2 separate regions of the Homo sapiens genome follow, and region 1 is linked to region 2. A link is an interaction called in ENCODE POLR2A ChIA-PET data of the cell type or tissue named here. Cell type or tissue: GM12878. All regions are shown on one strand. Each heading gives the region's core, and the rest is flanking DNA. Links, peaks and the distances in the headings are about the cores only.

The links. Peaks named below come from ENCODE experiments on the same cell type or tissue, not always from the same donor. Only the 100,000 strongest peaks of a DNase experiment are listed, where the experiment ranks them.
Region 1: POLR2A ChIA-PET joins it to region 2 with 10 read pairs; 5 of 35 experiments call an interaction of 5 or more read pairs at or near these places.

The regions. Positions count from the first base shown.
Region 1 is chr12:118,353,214-118,363,945 of GRCh38, forward strand. All of the region lies in intron 1 of TAOK3 (TAO kinase 3), which reads right to left. Among named protein-coding and RNA genes, the nearest start is that of TAOK3, 14 kb to the right of the region's middle. In GM12878, for the core only: a CTCF peak has its summit at 4,702; DNase peaks (open chromatin) are centred at 4,368 and 5,855; H3K4me3 peaks cover 4,076 bases; H3K27ac peaks cover 3,357 bases.
Region 2 is chr12:118,179,537-118,190,268 of GRCh38, forward strand. It overlaps TAOK3 (TAO kinase 3), which reads right to left. Exons shown (of 21, transcript NM_016281.4): 14 at 10,271-10,405; 15 at 1,835-2,071. Among named protein-coding and RNA genes, the nearest start is that of PEBP1, 49 kb to the left of the region's middle. In GM12878, for the core only: CTCF peaks have their summits at 2,211 (motif pointing right) and 2,920 (motif pointing right); a DNase peak (open chromatin) is centred at 2,940; H3K4me3 peaks cover 506 bases; H3K27ac peaks cover 1,881 bases.

The DNA of each region.
Region 1 (10,732 bases), core at 1,262-9,261, 170 kb after region 2:
TTAAAAATCACCCGAGAATTTGCAGGAAAATAGTAGGAGTAGGAAAAGCATCTAACAGGTAGTACACTTCACACAGGATCTTGAAGGAATGGTAAAATCTGCGTAGGCAGCGAGAAGCTCCAAGCAAGGGCTTTTTGGGTGAAGTAAAAGGCAGAGACTTGAATGAGTTTGGTGTGTTTGAGAGACCGACTTCAATAGAACAGAAAGAATAGGCCCAAGATCATAGGAAATGAAGCTGGATAAATAGTGTACAGGCAAATCAGAAAGGGTGTCGAAAGTCAAGCAGAAGAAGTTAGATTTAACATAGTGGAAAACAGGGAACCACTGAAGCTCTCTGAAAAGGGAGTGACATGCTAGAAGTAGCATTTAAAGAAGATTCATCATGATGAGTTGGGAAAAAGAGACTGAAATGAAGGCAGGCCCCTGTGGTAGTCCAGGAACGAGGCAACAAGGGTCTGAATGGGAAAGGTGCACGAGGTGCAGTGCATTTTACCAGCGATGTAATGAGCCTTGAGACTATTATGTTAGGAATTCTCAGAAACAAGGAAAAACATGGAATAAGCCAGGAGCTGGCTAGGAGACAAAGGGGTTACATTACAGATTAACACCCTGAAATTTTAAACACTAAAAGTATATTCACAACGGCTAAACATTTTTTTTTTCAAGTATCCTATAAGGAGTTTCCTTGTTTGGTTTAGTGAATTGACTGCGGGTGTCCCCTAAATTTCACATCTGTTTTGCTAACACATCCCTATGAAAATCTGCTTATGTAAGAATTAGTTTTAATATTTTCAATACGTCAACAAAGTTAACTGACCCAATACAAGATATGAACCCTAGAGTCTCAGATTGTGAGAACGGAAAACATTCTTTATGCAGTAGTTGTCCTTATGTGTGGGGAATATGTTCTAGAACATCCAGTGGATTTATGAAACCATAGATAGTATGGAACTCTATATATACTATTTCCTTTCCTATATATACATAACTACAATGAAGCTTAATTTATAAATTAGCCACAATACTCTTGCACTTTGGGGATGTTATTAAGTAAAATCAAGGTTAGTTGAACACAAGCACTGAGGTACCACAACAGTCAATCTGATAACCAAGACAACCAGCTACTAAGTGACGAATAGGCACGTAGCATCTACAGTGTGGATAGGCTGGATAAAGGGATAATTCATTTCCCTGGCTAGAAGGAGTAGGTCAGCAGGAGATTTCATCACACTACTCAAAAGGGTAAGCAATTTAAAACTCATGAATGGGGCCAGGCACAGTGGCTCATGCCTGTAATCCCAGCACTTTGGGAGGCCAAGGCCAGAGGATCACTTGAGGCCAGACCGGATTTGGCTATGTCCCCACCCAAATCTCATCTTGAATTGTAGCTCCCACAATTCCCAAGCATTGTGGGAGGAACTCGGTGGGAGGTGAGTGAATCATGGGGTGGGTCTTTCCCGTGCTGTTCTTGTGATACAGTCTCATGAGATCTGATGGTTTTATCAGGGGGAGTTTCTCTGCACAAGCTCTCTTTTTTGCCTGCTGCCATCCATGTAAGACATGACTTGCTCCTCCTTGCCTTCTGCCATGATTGTGAGGCCTCCCAAGCCATGTGGAACTGTGAGTCCATTAAACCTCTTTCCTGTATAAATTACCCAGCCTCAGATGTCTTTATTAGCAGCGTGAAAACAGACTAATACATCCTGTCTCTGCAATTTTTTTTTTTAATTAGCTATCTGGGAGGCCAAGGCAGGAGGGTCCCTTGAGTCTAGGAGTTTGAGGCTGAGGCTGTGGTGAGCTATGATCGCACCACTGCACTCCAGACTAGGTGGCAAAGTGAGACTCTGTCCCAAAATAAATAAATAAAATAAAACTCATGAATGGTTTATTTCTGCAATTTTCCACTTTAGTATTTTTAGACCACAGTTCACCATGAGTAATTAAAACCACAGAAAGCAAGACAGGATAAGAGGGGACTATTGTATTCAAATATACATGTAAATATCTATGTTCTATTGTCACCAAAACAAAAAAAATTTTTTTAGCTGATCTAAAATCTTAAGACACAGTCCTAACTTTATCTGAGTGGTGTACTCAGAAGAAAACAAACACACTCTGCTGAGAAAATAACATTTTAAGAAATCAACACTTCACCATGTTGTTTCCCGGGCTGTTCCATCAAATTGGGAGGAAATGATCTCAATTGAAACAAAATGAAAAATGTTACTAAAGTGAAATTTGTCAGATTATATAATCATTTTGATGAATAATTATTAAATCTACAGTCGATCCCTGTCTCCTTCTTCCTATCCCCTTGGAATGGGTAGTACACAATGTGGTAAGAGGAAGGGCATAAATAAGATCGGTGGATTTCATCCCTGTGTTCCCTGGTACTTTCTAAATACTTCTATTATTATAACGCTGATTTTATTATCTATACATAATGCCATGTGTTGTTGTATCTCTTTCCATGATCACTTTCTGGTGAAGCTATGAATGAGAACTGAAATATCCAAAAATGGCAAAAATAAGCATAACTATTCTTGCACACTGAGCTCTTCCTTTACAGTGTGTGGCCAAAATTATGCTTTTCATACATTATTTCATTTAATCCTCACAACAATCCTGTGAAGTAGGTATTATAATTATATCAATTTTACAGAAGAAGAAACTGAGGTTTCGGGGAGGTTAAGGGATTTGTGCAAAGTCACAAAGCTAGTAGGTGGCAGACATGTTTATCTGCCACACTCTTATTAAACATTAAACTATCCTGCCAATCCCAAACCTATGTGACAGAAACTGAAAGTAAGAAATACCAGAAACCTGGATATGCTGCTGATCATGTAAAAGAATTAGGGAAGGGCATCAATTCTAAGAATTGTGTGATACAAATGATAGCTTCCTTGACTCACTTCCAACCTTTCCTTGAACTGAAAACATGGCATTCCATTCCTGAAGGAGAATGGGACACTACTATGCACTGGGAATGTAACTGTCCCCTCCCCTCTTTTAGTAGGATAACTTGCATTACTATTTGATGGTATTGACAGGATCTCAATATCTTCTCAATTTGGTCACTTTCTTTTTTTTTTTTTTTTTTTTTTGAGATGGAGTCCGGCTCTGTCGCTCAGGTTGGAGTGCAGTGGCACAATCTCAGCTCACCGCAACCTCCGCCTCCCAGGTTCAAGTGATTCTCATGTCTCAGCCTTCCGAGTAACTGGGATTACAGACTTACACCACCACGCCCAGCTAATTTTTGTATTTTCAGTAGAGACGGGGCTTCACCATGTTGGCCAGGGTGGTCTCAAATTCCTGGCCTCAAGTGATATTCCAACTTCGGCCTCCCAAAGTGCTGGGATTACAGGCGTCAGCAACAATGCCCGGCCTCAATTTGGTCACATTAAAAAAAAATGATATGGCCACGTGCAGTGGCTCACACCTGTAATCCCAGAGTTTTGGGAGGCAGAGGCAGGAGGATCTCTTGAGGCCAGGATTTTGAGACCAACCTAGGCAACACAGCAAGACTCCCTCTTTACAAAAAAAAAGAAACTTTAAAAAATTAGCCAGGCATGGTGGCACATGCCTGTAGTCTCGGCTACTGGGGAGGCTGAGGCAGGAGGATCACTTGAGCTCAGGAGTTCAAGGCAGCAGTGAGCTATGACTGTGCCACTGCACACCAACCTGGGTGACAGGGTGAGACTCTGTCTCTAAATAAACAAGCAAGCTACTACTTAGATCAGCCAGTTTAAGACTAACTAGGTTGGTTGGTAACATAAAAATGATTTCTTAATAGAATATCCAGTGACCCGAGCAACTTGCATAACTCCTACCAGTGAAACTAACCTTTAAAAAATGTTCTCAGTACATGAAATGTATTCATAAGATACTTCTAAAAATAACTCCCCACTGTAATTCCCTCCTTATGCATCTGGGCAGAGATGTCATATTTCCTTCACAAAGCTTCCTTTTATGTTGCAACAGTAAGAATCTCAATTTCAAGCTAAACCAGAACAATCTAGAACTATAAACTTTTTCATAAGACATGATTATTTGTATTAGTATGCTATATTTTATATAAATTGTCCACATGTGATGGGACATCCTTACGTTTTTAACTCAGAACTATTTTTAACTGGAAAACAAAGCAGCTGTAGTTTTAAATTCTGTCATCCTTCCCCCATCTTTTTTCTGCTAACACGTGGCTTTCCACAAAAGGGTCAGTGTGATCTTTGCAGATCAGAGATAAGGAATATAGCCACAATAAACTAGAGAAGGTTAAGCACGTTTTAAGTAATTCAGGAGTTTAAAACTTGTCATCTATGTATAAAACAAGCAAACAGTTATAAGTGGTTAAATAAACATGTACAAATTAATAGGATGGAGTTTGTAACTTCTACTTTTCCCTTCAACGAGTGTCATTTTGGCAGGCAGCCATATAATCTGCAATAATCTGTCATCACGAAGCACCACCCACTTCCTCTGCTTCACCCCCATCCAAGCTATGACTGGGATATTTCTGGACTGCTAATATAACATTCAGACAATCATAAAAGGCCTCTCAATGAAAGCTGAAATTAACATAATTTGTACTTTTAAGTTTTAAACATGCATAAATCTTAAGGAAAAAGAACGTGCTATATGACATCACATTTTAAAGATTATTTGACACTTAAAATTTCCTTTTTCATACATTAGAAAGAATAGCGCCCCCATTAGTAATATCCACTGCAATGCTTCTTAAATGAAAACATCCTATGCATAATTATAAGACTTAATTTACACATTTAACCTGCACAGTATTATGAGTTTGGATATGACAGTCACATGTTAGCCTATGCATTTTATTTAAACCTCATTCCAAGAGACTAGTGAAGTTGGTAAAGAAATTATTAAGGTAGCTTTCCTGATTTATAACATATTTTGCATTAACTTTTTAACATACAAATGATGACATGTCAAAAAAAAAGTATCTGTTTTCCTACTTAAACTAAATTCATTTTATGGACTATAGTAGTCACATAAATTGTTAATAACCGAATGGCCAACATGTTTTATTTTTATACTTTCATAAGTAGCTAACTCTATGTATTAAATTGATTTAAAAAGTTACAAAACAAAATAAATGTGACCAAACCCTCTGACTTTTCTGTCTCTAAATTTGGTATTACATTCAAGAAACAGCTCTGCTTTCTATACTATTTTCCCTTTCTGTGAATGAAGAAAAATAGGAGGCAGGCTTGTTACTTTTAAAGATCTCTAGGATGAATAGTGTGCCACTTGGAGTAGCTTGATTGTAAAATATTGTTTTAAAGTAATAATATCATCCATTAGCATAAACTGTATCCATTTAAGATGACCTTCAGTATATTTCAAGTTTTTTATTTAAAAGACTCTTCCGACAAAATATTGGTATTGTATTTCATGCTCAGCATTTACCTTAGTTATTCAGGAGAAAGAAAAAAATTAAATTTTTTTGAAAAATTGCCACTTTTATTTGTGGAATATCAAACTACAAATTAAATTAAATAGAGCACATGAATCCAATGACTTTTGAGGTTGATTACTCTCAGCTGGACTTTGAGCTAAGGCCATAAATATTTCACATGAAATTCAACAGAGTTTACTCATTTTTTTTAACAGTGTTTAGACACAAACCATATTTATAATCAACATTAAATGTAAAATAAAATACCAATGACACTTACTCACAGTAGATCTCAAACGCATGTCCTATATTTCCAGTTCAACATACTAAAGACTTTAAAAATTCCGTATTTAGCTACAACAATCAATACGATTTCCCCAGAGATGGCTTCATTTAAAAAACTGCCTCTTCCTCACAGGAAAGAAAAAACTGAACTTAAGTTATAAGAACACCCCAGGCTATCAGCACCTTCATCCCGAGAAAGGAAGTTATTACAGACACTTAGTTTTTTAAGTGAGGCTTAAAGAGAGTACTTCCTGGTCAGACAGCTAACGTCAACAGCAATTTATACAGCTTTGCATTTCGACATTTTAGAAAGAACTCTCTAAAAATTTTTCCAGAATTTTCCCCCCAGTACCTACAAAAGAGGAAAACTTGCTCAAGCTAATCTTATGTAAAAATCTATGAAAGTCTATCAATGCTCACCGTTATGGTATCAAGTAGATATCAGAACTGGTTACTATTATTGATAATTATATCAGCTTAAGTTTTAATTATTTTACACTTAGGCACCCTCCACTCTCCCTGCATACTAGAGTAAGGTTTCAAGGAACACAATATTAGAAAGAAAAGAACCAATTTACTTACAGGAGGACAACTCACCATCTCTTGATAATGAAGAAAAGGCAACCATTCTCATTTTAATTTGCAAATTGAAAGTTAATTCTCTTTTAAACTTATGTATTTAAAAATCTTCAAGAAACTTTGTACAATACTAAAAAGGAACTGCAGATAAAAACAGCGTGATCTGGGTGCCACACATTACTATCAGTATTGCAAGCTGAAGTATTTCCTGTTACAACGCCCATTGGTTCCCACAGGTGCAAGTGCCTATGGGTGGTGGCAATTCACCCTTCCTTTTGTAAGAGATCCACTAAAGGAGATTTAAGATTGGCACAAGCAATGCTAGGAACTATTCGAACAGAACTACCTTGGGCTAATACCGAGAGACACCCAAACTAGGATGATTGTGAATTGATGATTACCTAATTCAAAAAAGCTGGAGAAAATTTATTTCAATACTTTCATTATTTTTCTAAGATGCGCGATTATTAAGAATGTATGTGGTCAGGCGTGGTGGCTCACACCTGTAATCCCAGCACTTTGGGAGGCCGAGGCAGGCGGATCACCTGAGGTTAGGAGTTCAACACCGGCCTGGCCAACATGGTGAAACCCAGTCTCTACTAAAAATACAAAAATGGCTGGGCGTGGTGGCAGGAGGCCGTAATCTCAGGTACTCGGGAGGCTGAGGCAGGAGAATCACTTGAACCCAGGAGGCGGAGGCTGCAGTGAGCCAAGATTGTACCACTGCACTCCAGCCTGGGCGACAGAGTGAGACTGTCTCAAAAGAAAAAAAAAAAAAAGTATGGCCGGGCACGGTGGCTCACGCCTGTAATTCCAGCACTTTGGGAGGCTGAGGCAGGCGGATCACGAGGTCAGGAGATCGACACCATCCTGGCTAACATGGTGAAACCTCATCTCTACTAAAAATACAAAAAAATTAGCCGGGCATGGTGGTGGGCACCTGTAGTTCCAGCTACTCGGGAGGCTGAGGCAGGAGAATGGCGTGAACCAGGAAGGCGGAGCTTGCAGTGAGCCAAGATCGCGCCACTGGACTCCAGCCCGGGCGACACAGCGAGACTCCGTCTCAAAAAAAAAAAAAAAAAAAAAGTATGTGATTTCATTCAACAAATGCTTACTAATTGGCTTCTATGTGCAGGGCACTATTCTAGGCACTAGGAATACAATAATGAACAAAATAAAGTCCCTGTGGTCATTCATATAATATTTAGTGGACTTTTGAGCATTTCATATATAATGAGGAAACTTCCATAAAGGCAGAGATTAAGAAATTTGTATGGAAATTTGGAAACTCATTTGTAGTTAGTGTAGTTACTAAGAAGCATTGTAATAAGTGGTCACCAATTTAAACCTAAACAGAACTTTTCCAGAAACTGTCACACAAAAGTAGTGTTCTTTATGTTTTAATTGTTTTTAAAAGGCCATGTTGGAGGTAAAGGCATATGTTCCAGCAGGGAAAAGGAAAAACTTCTCACTATGAGTCATCAGTGACTAAGTTATTTTAATTCAGGCTTAAAACACATTTCAAACCCAATTACTTGTATATGCAGAAAACTGATAACAACCCTAAATTAACATCAGAAGCTTGATTTGACCAATTTTCAGGGTCAATATCAGCATCGAAGCAAAACAAGTGAAATTTTTTCTCAAGGGATAATGCCCCCGTACTGAATTTTATTATTATTTTGGTCTTATTAGACTTTAATGCCTAAAAGCCATGTCATCAAGCTTCCACTAGACTTCGTTACAGTGAACAGAGTTTTCTTAGGTTTTAGCCACAATGAGATACAGCCATCGTGGATGTATGGTGTGGTAGTAGGAATGGCTTTCATTTGTATTCAATGAAATAAAAATATAGTAAATTCAAGGCTGCTCCAAGAAAAATGTAAAACCCCGAGAGTAGAATTTGCAGATGAATACTACTCTTCCAAACTATCATTTACTTCCTTAGGATTTTTTTTTCTTTTTTTTTTTTTGAGATGGAGTCTGACTCTGTCACCCAGGCTGGAGTGCAGTGGCACGATCTTGGATCACTGCAACCTCCGCCTCCTGGGTTCAAGCGATTCTCATGCCTCAGCCTCCAGAGTAGCTGGGATTACAGGCATGCACCACCACATCCAGCTAATTTTTGTATTTTTAGTAGAGACGGGGGTTTCACCATGTTGGCCAGGCTGGTCTTGAACTCCTGACCTCAAGTGATCCACCTGCCTCAGCCTCCCAAAGTGGTGGGATTACAGGTGTGAGCCACTACACCTGGCTAGGATTTTATTTCCTTATTATTTTTAAAATTTCAACTTTTATTTTAGATACGGGGGTACATGCACAGGTTTGTTACATGGGAATATTGCACGATGTTGAGGTTTGGGGTATGGATCCCATCACCCAGGTAGTGAGCATAGTCAAACTATTAATAAAAATAATAATAATAAAAAAACATGCTGGTGAGGCTTCAGAGAAAGGGGACTGCTTATACACTGATGGTGCGAATGTAAATTAGTCCAGCCACTGTGGAAAGCAGTCTGGAGACTTCCTTATTTTTAAAATAACGAAACCTTTTTAGCCAACAAATCGGAGGAACTCTCAAAGTCAAATTTCTCTATTTAGTCAGTCAAGAAATATTTATTGTGCAACTACTAACTGCTAGGCACTGTTCTATGAGTTGGAGATACAGCAATTAATAAAACAAAAATCTTTGCTTTCATAGACCCTAAAATTTAGGGGTGTCCAATCTTTTGGCTTCCCTGGGCCATAATGAAAGACGAAGAATTGTCTTGGGCCACACATAAAATACACCAACACTAACAATAGCTGATGGGCTAAAAAAAAAAAAAAAAAAAGGTCCATGCATAAATCTCACATAAATCTCACAATGTTTTAAGAAAGTTTACAAATTTGTGTTGTGCCCCATTCAAAGCCATCCTGGGGTGCATGCAGCCTGCGGGCTATGGGTTGGACAAGTTTGCACGTAGGAATATAAGACAAACAAGCAAAAAATTCGGCATGTGAGGTGGTAAGTGCTATGGAGAAGGATACGGTAGGAAAGATGGAACAATAAGTTTATTTGTTCACAGTCGCAAATTGCCTAGATCACACAGTAAGAAAAATTGCTTTGGAAGACCAGAGTGCTAAGCCTCCCTCTCCCAGGCTCTACCTCTGACTCAAGTGAACATCCACCTTCTGTTGAAAATGACAATCTTATTTCAATTGTTGCTAATAGCTAGAGAAAGGAAAACAGGCCAGGTGTGCAGCGGCTCACATCTGTAATCCCAGAACTTTGGAAGGCCAAGGTAGATGGATCGCCTGAGGTCAGGAGTTCGAGACCAGCCTGCCCAACATGGCAAAACCCCGTCTCTACTAAAAACACAAAACACTAGCTGGGTGTAGTGGCATGCGCCTGTAATCCCAGCTACTTGGGAGGCTGAGGCAGGAGAATTGCTTGAACCTGGGAGGCGGAGGTGGCAGTGAGCCAGGATTGCACCACTGCACTCCAGCCTGGGCAACAGAGAAAGACTCCGTATCAAAAAAAAAAAAAAAAAAAAAAAAAAGAAAAGAAAGAAAGAGACAGGAAAACAAACTTTCAAATACCAATCTGATAAAAATACCACTTAAGGAAATAAAATAACAAATATGAAACACTGAGTCAAAGGCCACTTTAGAGAATATTATCAATGTTAAAAACGAACATACAAGTATCCATATACTTGCTACCACTGGTATCAGATTTACCAACTGTCAGGGTCACAAGTGAATTCTTCTCTTAGGAATGCACATTATCTTCACCAGCAGCAATAATTATATCTTACAATTGCACACAGAATTGTATGTATAATTATATTTAAATATTATTTTGAACCTAAAGTATTTAAATTTCCATACAATTTGACAATTAAGATACTAGTTGCAAGACACTAGGTTAGATGTATAAGACACTGTCCTTTTAAAATTAAGAATATGGATATCTAAGAAGGATAAGATAAGTACAAATCCTACAATGTAATATTAGAGAGTATTATGTAATAAGAAAAAGTACAAATCAAGTACTTAGGGAATTCAAAGCAGAGAGTAGCAAGGAGGATAATCAGAGAAGGACTCATGAAAGATGGCATTAGAGGTAGTTATGGAAAATGAGGAACAGAAGGCATACTACGTAAAAGAAATGGAACAAAATCCTGAATGGGGCACATCACTAAGCGCTTGGCTAGTTAAGAAGACCAGTCTGGTCAAGGCAGTGTGTGTGTGTGTGTGTGTGTGTGTGTGAGAGAGAGAGAGAGAGAGAGACAGACAGACAGACACACAGACACACACAAACAGGCTGATAGGAGCCTAAAAACAGGTTTACAGGCCAGGCGCGGTGGCTCATGCCTGTAATCCCAACAGTTTGGGAGGCTGAGGTGGGCGGATCACCTGAGTTTGGGAGTTTGAGACCAGCCTGACCAACATGGAGAA
Region 2 (10,732 bases), core at 1,865-9,864:
TGTATACATATGTAACAAACCTGCACGTTGTGCACATGTACCCTAGAACTTAAAGCATAATAATAATAAAAAAAGATGATATTATGACTATCTGCCTTACCCTTCTGTTTTTTTTTTTTTTTTTTCAGTCGGAGTCTTGTTCTTGTTGCCCAGGCTGGAATGCAATGGCGTGACCTCGGCTCACTGCAATCTCCGCCTCCCGGGTTCAAGTGATTCTCTTGTCTCAGCCTCCCGAGTAGCTGGGATTACAGGCACCTGCCACCATGCCCAGCTAATTTTTTGTATTTTTAGTAGAGATACGGTTTCACCATGTTGGCCAGGCTGGTCTCAAACTCTTGACCTCAAGTGATCCACCCACCTCAGCCTCCCAAAGTGCTGGGATTACAGGCATGAGCCACCATGCCTGGCTGGTTTTTTTTTTTTTTTTGGAGATGAAGTCTCGCTCTTGTCACCCAGGCTGGAGTGCAATGGCACAATCTCAACTCACTGCAACCTCTGCCTCCCAGGTTCAAGCGATTCTCCTGCCTCAGCCTTCTGAGTAGCTGGGATTATAGGCATCTGCCACCACGCCCAGCTAATTTTTGTATTTTTAGTAGAGACGGGGTTTCACCATGTTGGCCAGGCTGGTCTCGAATTCCTGACCTCAGGCGATCCACCCACCTCGGCCTCCCAAAGTGCTGGGATTGCAGGCGTGAGCCACTGTGCCTGGCCTTTTTTTTTTTGAGACAGGGTCTCGCTCTGTCACCCAGGCTAGAGTGCAGTGACACAATCTCGGCTCACTGCAACCTCTGCCTTCTGGGCTCAAGCAATCTTCCTGCCTCAGCCTCCCAATTAGTTGGGACTATAGGCATGTGCCACCACACCCAGCTAACTTTTGTATTTTTTGTGGAGACGGGGTTTTGCCACATTGTCCAGGCTGGTCTTGAACTCGTGGGCTCAAGAGATCCACCCACCTTGGCCTCCCAAAGTGCTGGGATTATAGGTGTAAGCCACCACATCTGGCCTTGTCTGCTTTTAAAATTAGTTTAGAACGTGGATGGGGACGAGAGATGTTCCCTAGAAAATCCAAATAATTGCCGGACTCATTATTTGCTCCTTTTGCTCAGGGGCTCATCAGCTGTAGGCAGGGATTATCACTACTATAAGAGACTATTTGTAAAGCAGTTTTCTTTTGAAGAGGACTGTGGGTATGGCAGATACAGTAACAGACTTTTGTTGTGCACGTTCTCAGAAGATGGAAGCATCTTGTTTCCCTTTACTTGTACCCAGGCCACCATCAAGGGACTGATACTCAGAATATACATAAGTATAATTTTTTTTTTTTTTTGAGAAGAGACTTCCTCTGTTGCCCAGGCTGGAGTGTAATGGCATGATCTTGGCTCACTGCAACCTCTGCCTTCCAGGTTCAAGCAATTCTCCTGCCTCAGCCTCCTGAGTAGCTGGGATTACAGGCATGTGCCACCATGCCCGGCTAATTTTTGTATTTTTAGAAGAGATGGAGTTTCACCATGTTGGCCAGGCTGGTCTCGAACTCCTGACCTCAGGTGATCTGCCTGCCTCGGCCTCCCAAAGTGCTGGGATTACAGGCGTGAGCCACCACGCCTGGCCTCAGAATATATTTGAATGGACAAGAATGTAACATATATTTTCAGTTGCTATTTTAGCTCTGAACGACAATTTTACATAGCCCTATAAAATCTAGAAACCCAATTTTGCCACCCCGGAAACAACAATTTTCCTCCATCCCCCACTCCTGCCTCTTGCTAACATCCTGCCACTGACCCCAACAGGCTGGGCTTGGTTGTGGCATGAAGGCGTGTGTGCACATACTGACCTCCTTTTCTATGATAGCCACTTGCTTCTTGGCCAGCTTCTCCAGCTCGATGGACGAGTTGTTGGCATGCGTCTCCACCTCCTTCTGTAGCTTGAGGCGGTGCTCGTCCATCTCAGCCTTCAGCTTGTTCTCCAGGGCGATCAGCTGCTTCTGGTGCTGGCGCCGCATCCGCTTATAACCTGACATCTGTTCCCGCAACTCGTTCTCCTGCTCATGCTCATGGATCTGTCGTGTAACCTGAATTGGGTTAGGAAACAGAACTCAGGTAACCAGGTTCATGGGAGACAAGCTTTCATGCAAAGTAGAACGGCCCTGTGGCATAATTTTATCCATCACCTTCACCATCAATTTACCTACTGTTTAGTGAATGCTCACCCGTAGGGGGCACTGTGCTAGATAGATACTCTTTATGTATTTTATCCCTAGTCCTCAAAACCATCTCATTCACTCATTCATTTCATTCATGAGGTAGGTGATAACATCTTAGTTTTATAGTTGAAGAAATTGATTCTTGAAAGAAACTCTTTATTCAGGCCGGGCACGATGGCTTACGCCTGTAATCCCAGTACTTTGGGAGGCTGAGGCAGGCAGACCACTTGAGGTCAGGAGTTGGAGACCAGCCTGGCCAACATGGTAAAACCCCGTCTCTACTAAAAATACAAAAATTAGCCAGGCATGGTGGTGGGCACCTGTAATCCTAGTTACTTGGGAGGTTGAGGCAGGAGAATTGCTGGAACCCGAGAGGCGGAGGCTGCAGTGAGCTAAGATCACTCCACTGCACTCCAGCCTGGGTGACAGAGACTCTGTCTCAAAAAAAAACAACAACAACAAAAAGAAATTATTTATTCAGTCAAAATATGTTTACATATTTTTGATATACCATCACATATATTACATGTTCACATTAACACAGCTAATAAGGACTGGATTGGGAATCAGGCCCATCTCTGTATAACTCCAGAGCCATGTTATTTCTACTGCACCAAGATTTCTCACCAACACTACTGACAACGAGCCCGATAATTATCTGTTGTGGGGGCCGTCCTGTGCATTGCAGGATGTTTAGCAGCATCCCTGGCCTCTACCCACTAGATGGCAGTAGCACCTCCCACCACATGACAATGAAAAGTATCTCCAGATATTGCCAAATGTTCCCTTGGGAACAAAATTCCTCTAGTTGAGAACTACTACACTGGTTTGTTTTGTATATGTGTGTGTGTGTGTGTGTGTATATATATATATATATATATATATTTTTTTTTTTTTTTAAGGATCATGTCTCTAACAGTCATAGACCTTTTAAATTAGTCTGAACATGATTTATTTCCTATTCCTAATATGAAGAGGTGAGTATGAGATCAAGAGATCTCTTAAATCATGTCTCCCCCATCCCCTTCTCTACAAAAGAAATGTTACCAAATTATAATACATTCACTCACTCTCCTAAAGAGGACAAAGCATTGCTATGATTTTTGGAAGGCTACTTTTCTTAGTAACTTTTCCTTAACTCATTTTCAAGTGAACATCCAACAAATTAAAGCTTGTAAATGTACATTTCAGCACCTCTTGCTCATTTCTATTAAATCTTTTGTGATTTTTCCAGTCCTTCCTTCAATTTATCTTCTCTCTTTATTTTCCTGATCACTTCCTCCCTATTTTTCCTATTTTAGAAAAAAAATCTTAATTCCAGGATTGTAACTTTAGTCTTGTTCTTCACTAAGTGATTTGGTCACTCCTATCTACTGTAAGGCCCATCTCCCCAGCCTAACACCCAACCAAGCTTTACAGGAAATTTTCAAGCTGCTATTAATTTTCTGTACTATTTTCAGTTTATGGGTTAAAATACATTTTATACAAAGAAGAGTTTGTTTCTCTGCTCTTTTTAGAAGGTGGCCCTGCATACTAAATTGAGTCCTTACTAACAAGAGAGTGCTGTTCTGTAACTAGATAGTATTATCAAAGTACACCATTAAACATTAGCCAAACTTTGAAACCTTTCCAGTTGAAACTAACACTGGGTTTCATATTCATTTCTCTTTTCTGAAGGATAATACTCTTTCAAGTATTAAGAATAAGAGCAGAGGATATTTTAAGACCAAAAAAGGATAGCATCACCCAAAAGGCACCTAACCCTCTAAAGAAAATAAATGATCTATTTTATTATCAGAAAATGTGTTTTTTTAATGGACATAATTCAAGATGAAAGGAGGAAAAGAAGTAGTTTGAAATATATGTATCAATTTTACTTCTTCACGCTTATATGTTTCTGAAGTACAACTTTAAGGAAGAAACAATTCTAATCAATGGAAAGGATACCATTTAGTCCTTTCTGAATTCAACTATTTTTCAGAAAAATATGGCAGTAAAGTATCAGGGTTAGGGTAATGAATTTTAGATATGTTTTAGCTAGAAACTTTTTCTTATTTTAGCATTCCTTCTTTAATCAGATTCCCAAAGCTGAGGCATGGCACACTCTAAGCTATCATGACACATTTAAAACTTGGCATAAGCATTGGCTTACAGCCAATAAAATATTCTCAGGATGGTCATTTCCCTAAACCAGGATGCCTAAAGATAAAAGGGAAATGAGTTGTGTCAAGAAAATTTTCTATTTCAGTTGGTGGGTGGGTGTCTGTAAAGAGGGTGGCTTTCTACTTGTACCAGATCACATACAAGGTGATCTGGTACAAGGATGTGGCAAAGAAAATTTACAGAGCTCAATCTGCTATCATTGTACACCACTGAATTCCAGGAGAGACATTTTGCTTTTGAATGCTTCCCATAATGTGGATAATTACCTTCTTAAACTCCTAATATCACCTTTCATTTGTCACAACTAAACTTTCCAAGTTTCAAATTGTCTTTTTGGGTATATATATAGAGATACTAAGCTTTATAATTCCATGCTCAAGCTGGATAGATGAATTTAAATAAAAGTATAACCAGATATTTCAATTGAAAAGTCTAACATGAAATATACAAAAAATATGATATTTACAGTTATATGTGCCTGTGTGTCTTAAGTGTACACTATGAGTTTTAAGAATACACCTTTTGGTCAATAAAATAAAAAATAATAGCTGATAACTTTTTCATGCATATGGTTTAAAAAGTGCTTTCACATATAATTTACCTCTTTAATTTTTAGAAGGCCTTGGATTCCTATGGTTCTTGAATTGCCTGAGGAAATTCATATCACCAAGGCAGAAAAAGAGTGACTATTTTCTGTTATAAAGTAATAGAGGGAATCAACACCCAAAAAAGTCAAAGCTAGAGAGGGTGGTAAGTCTAAATTACAAATTGAGTAAGTCTGAAATGGGAGAAAGTTATAAAGATGTAGTAACTGTAGTTTTTACAATGGCAGTCTCAAAAATGTGATCAACTAAAAGTGGGCAGTACCACCTTGCTCTACCCAGTGGATTGTGTGGAGAAAAACCTCATCTATCTCTTACTATATAATTGACCTTGGGCAAATTACTTAACCTCTTAAAGTCTCTCAGTTTCTTAATGTGTAAAGAGAGAGGAACTACCACTGTCTTCCTCAGGGTCAGAGGACTTTCTCATGTGAAAGTGCCTAGCAGGGTGTCTGACTCCTAGGAAATGCTCAACACATGCTGGTTTCCTTCCTTCTGATGCCAGGCTCTGCGAAGCATGTCCCTTGGCCCTCCACTTAGTATTTCTGGTGATGGAGACACAGAGCACAAGTGGATCCAGAAGAAGGGGCACATTTAAGGAAAAAAAAAAAAACTAGCTGTATCCAGGTTGTGGATTATAAAATTATGTATAATTTCTGAATCTGAATTATTACTTATTTCATGTATCTAGAATATGAAAAATAAACAAATAATAAATAATGTGCCATGAAAAGGAAGACCAAAACTTTTTTTCTAAAGGTTCCTATAGCTGTTCAATGCTACTTTATTTAATTCCAGCAAAATTCGGCCCTAAAACAAACCACTTCATCTGAAGTGCAGAGTGTCCCTACTGTGTACAAAACACTGCACTAGAAGGGTAATAAGCAACTTCCTGAACATAAAACAAGAGCATGGTGGCTGATGATGTTACCCTCTTAAGAGATCAAAGCCAACTTACAAGATTAATAATATGTAGGAATCAAAATGATGCATATGATAAAAGTGGCCACCTCAGCACTTAGAACAAATGAAATTTATAGCAAGTTCTTAAAAAGAATACAGTGAGTCACATTTTGGCATTAGAAACTTAACATTCTATTCTTTAGAATACCTAAGGAAAAACTGTTTTTTAAATTTTTGCTAAAAGTAATGACTGATAACAGGCAATTCTGCATTTATAAAAGAATATGTTACATGAGGAATTCTGAAATGCAAACTTATAAATCCAAATTCTCATGTGATAGCAAGGCTGGAGGTGACCTCATTCATTCGTTCATTCATTTATTCAATACACATTTATTGACAGACTTTGACCATATGGGTTGGGCATGTAGATTGGACAGCATAAGTGAGAAATGGTATCAGCAATGACCTTAGTGAGTTAAGAAGCCAAGAATAAGTAAAGAGATATGCAATATTTTGATAAGCATCCTCTGGTATACTGTCCAGGAAGAGAACACATTTTCAAGCATTTAGAAACAGGATGAAACAGTAGCATTTACTGCTGAGGCTCTCATATTTTTATTTTTAGGTATCAAATTCATTCACGTATCCAATTTCACAATTAGCTGAATTATTAGGGTGCATTTTAAAAACTCCAAATGAAGACTCTCTATGAGCTTTTCTATCGAATCTGGCAAAGCGAAGTAAAAGACTCTATATTTGCATGAATAGAACAATAATACTTTTCTCCTACATGCCTCCTTGGGAATTCCCCTATCACACCCTTCTCCCTGACATGTGTTCTAACATAAATTCGCCTCTGTAATGCAGTCACAGGTGAATTTGTGTTAGAACACACATTAGGAAGAGGGGCAGTGAGAATTCCTTCACAAAACCAAAAGCTGAACTCTGATAGATACACTGCTCTTTATATTAATATCTCTATCACAGAAACGGCCAAGAGCCCCAGACACTACAAAGTTTTCAGAAGAAATGACATCAGATGTAGCAACAGCTAAAAACACCCTCATGAATCACTAATATAATTAAAATATGAGGCTCTCCATAAAAACTCAAGGAAGGCACATCTCAAAGGCCCAAGAAGTCAGATTAGTGATTCTGCAGAACTATATAAACAACTTTTTTCCAGATAACACATGAGCCCAATATGAACTTCCTTACAGAAGAAGGAAAAGAAAGGTTAAAATAAAGATGCCATGAAATACCCTTCCTTTTCCTAATTCTTCAAAATAAGGGCAATAATCTCTGCCCTTAGAAAATTATAAAAATTATACAATTGTAATAAAAAGTTACAATGCTAAAGTTTTCTCAGGATTTCATCTGGTATCAAAGTTTATAGTCCTTCCTTATCCTTTGTTACAAATCCAACTGTGCAGCAGTGCATAATACAAAAATCTCAGTTATAAGGTGCCAAAATAATAAAGACATGTAGCAATACAGACCCAATGCCCATGGGCTTCTTCATATACTTGTCAGTAACCTCATTCAAAAGCACAATGTTGAAAGTGATACTAAGGGGGAAAAGCACAAAGCCAGGCCTCTTTTAGGCTTATGTTGAAGAAGTAGGCTCATAAACAAATTTTAGGAAGACTAATATCTTTGTCAGTTTGCAAGTAAATTTAAAATATGCATTTCATCATTTATTTATCTAGTTATTGAAAAACTAATTTCTAAATTCCTTTTCCCTGTTCACCTTTGGACCTCTTTGTGACTTGTTAGCGCCTCTACTAGAAGATGTTAAAGAACGAGTAAAACCAAAATAAATGAATAAATAAATATAGTATTGCCACCAACTATGAGAAGGCAAGGTTTCAACAATGACTTGATTTTTTATTATACTGGACTTTCACTTTCCCATGATCTTGCTCTTACTTTTATGTCATTTTAGTCATTTTCATTTGAGCTGGGGTCCATAAAACACAACAGAATTCATAATATATTTTTAAAAATTAAATATTTTATGATATTCCAGTGTCCTCATTTATACACTACTGTTGGCATTAGGCTTTAAAATAATATAGTGGGTAGAATTGTAGTACTTGGTAATATACATTAAAAAATCCATACCCATAGTTAGATTGTTCAAAATGGGACATGGAACCATACAACACCATACCTTTTCCCTTCCATTTTTTTTCCCCTCCCTAAAAGCCACTAGATACAAATACCATTGAACTCTGGTAAACTACCATCAATCCCAATCATGACTCCCAAAGCACTACATTTAGAGAGGGCACCCCACAAAAACAACTTATTTTGTGGCTAAAGCAACAGCATATCAGCTACTCTGTTTGTAACTTAATATAGGAGCAGGGGCCTTTTAGCAAATCAAAACTTCATTAGAGAGACTGGTTGCAGCTGTTCTCTGGATGGGCACTAGGAAGCCTGTACGATTCAGAGGGTTCCTGAGGACACTGCCCATAGCCCTGAGGTGGCATAGTAGGGAAGCAGCTTTTATCATCCACAGAGAAGAAGACTGTGATGGCTGATATACACACAGAGTAGCCCTGGGTGAGTTCACAGATGCGAGCATGAGATTATTCTGGCATGGCTGTAGTAATCTCTTGCTGGGAGGTAGGAGAGGTCATGAATATATGATGTGGGAATGAGGGTGTGGCAAGAGAGAAAAAAGAACCTGTCCCAGAGGGGGAAAGCCACTTGGTATAATGTCTGCTTCACATGTAAAACCACTGATGGTACTCGGTTGCTCAGAGCTTGTTATCATTTCCCCACTCATTTCAACATGAACGGGTCTGGATAAAGGTCCAAGTCTCACAAGAGTCGATGGTAAGTAGTCATAGTTCTCTAAAGCACCGTATTTCTTCTTTTGTCAGATATCATGGCATGAAGACAATGACTATTTGGTAATCTTATGATGCTTTATCTAGACTCAAAAGCACATTTTTAGGTGCCTAACAATCATTAGCAAATACATAGTGGACATTTTAAGATCTCCATTACATAGTGTAGCATTCCTTTAAAATGAAAAATTGCTCATCAAAGAGATCACAAGAAACTTCTACATAAAGGAACTTTAAAGTGGGCTTATTTATAAGCAGTTTAAATTAAATTGCTTGCTTTTAGACAGCAGCAGGCACAGCAATATGTACGTGCTTTAACTTCCATTTTTCCTTGCATTTGGGTTTTTAAAGGTTATAATCCATTATAATTTTCAAAGATAATCGAAGCCTTTAAAAGACTTGAGAAATAGAAGTAGAAATCAGGTTTAAAAAATAGGACAAGAAAAATGATCATTTCTGGGTCGGCCTTGGATGATGTCATCATAGGTTCTAAATGTAATAGCCAAGCAGTGTACACTAACTCTTCCTGCCCATGTGACCTCTAACATTAATTTGGGCAAAACAACTAATATTTCAATAATTTTTTGGCTGAGAAGTGAGATTCAGAAGCAAAAGATTAAAGAGAGTTTAGAGTGCCAAGGATGAAACGATGTGAGTGTGTGTGTGTGTGTGTGTGAGTGTGAGCGCGCACGCGCACGCGTGGGGGCCGAGGGGAGGAGGCATGAAAACTAACTCTTCCAGCACACACCCCTTTTGCTACTACAAGGGCATCCAGCAATCACATTTGCAATAGTAAAAATGCTGAAGAATCCTACAGTCTCTTTTCTTCCACAATCAGCCCTATCCTCTCCTACAAAGCCCTTCTTGCTTTATTGGTGCCAGGAAATTCTTCAGGGGTTAAATGGGGAAGTGCAGCCACTACCATTGTTGCAATAAATAAATGAATGAACCAGAAGGAACCAGCAATCCGTCCCTGGGAAACAAGTATCTTATTTTCTACAATTATATACATTATCCAGCAACCATATATTCTTTAAAATTATATTTTATCTTTTGATGTGTGTGTATACATTATAGACACATATGCATCTATACAAAAAGCAGCACAGTGCCGTGCATACATATACATCAATACCTTAAAAAAATTTAGCATTATTTATTTCAATGAAAAGACAAATAGCTTTTAAAAAATTGGACAGGCTAGCAACTTCATCTCAAAGGCCTTATATTTTGCACATACAGCATATACAAACACACACAGACACAGACACACACACACACACACACACACACACACACACACACACACAAAGGTTTTTTTTTTTTTCCATGCCATACACAATGCTAAAATATCTGAAATCAGGTTGCTATGCCAACAGATTTTTTTCCTAAAATGAATAAAATTATTAGGAGAGAGAAAACATTCTTGACTCCTTTCCTCCCATCCATGAAGCCGAGACAGGCTCAGGGAGGGCGAGAGGCTGCCAGATGGGGAGGAGGGGAAGGAAGGGAAGGTGGGTAGAGGGGTGTTTGCTTACCAAAGATGCTGATTTGATCGTGGCAAAGCGCTCTCTGTTCCGGTAGTGGAGGGCCTGGCTCTGAACTGACTGGGTAGGCCGCGGCTCAGGCCTGGGATCGCCGTGGCCCGCCTCATCCCTTATGAATACATGATCCTGCAGAAATGGATAAAAACAAGGAGAAAGTCCAGCTGTGCTCTTTCCTCGCCGGCTGCCTCTCTCTCACCCCTCTTTCTGCACAAGCACTGCTGTTTGAAATGCATAGTTTAGCTCTCTGCTAGTCCCCGCAGCTCCCACGGTACAAAATGAATAAGCAACACATTGCAGCCTTCAGTTAGGAATGTCAGCTGATCGCTAGTGGGATGCCTTCTGAATCCCTGGCAGGCTTTTTCTTTACCTCCAGAATTACATATATGCAAAAGAAAAAAAGAATAGAAAAAATAATGCAATGTACAGACTCCTTAGAACAGTTTGCTTAAAACG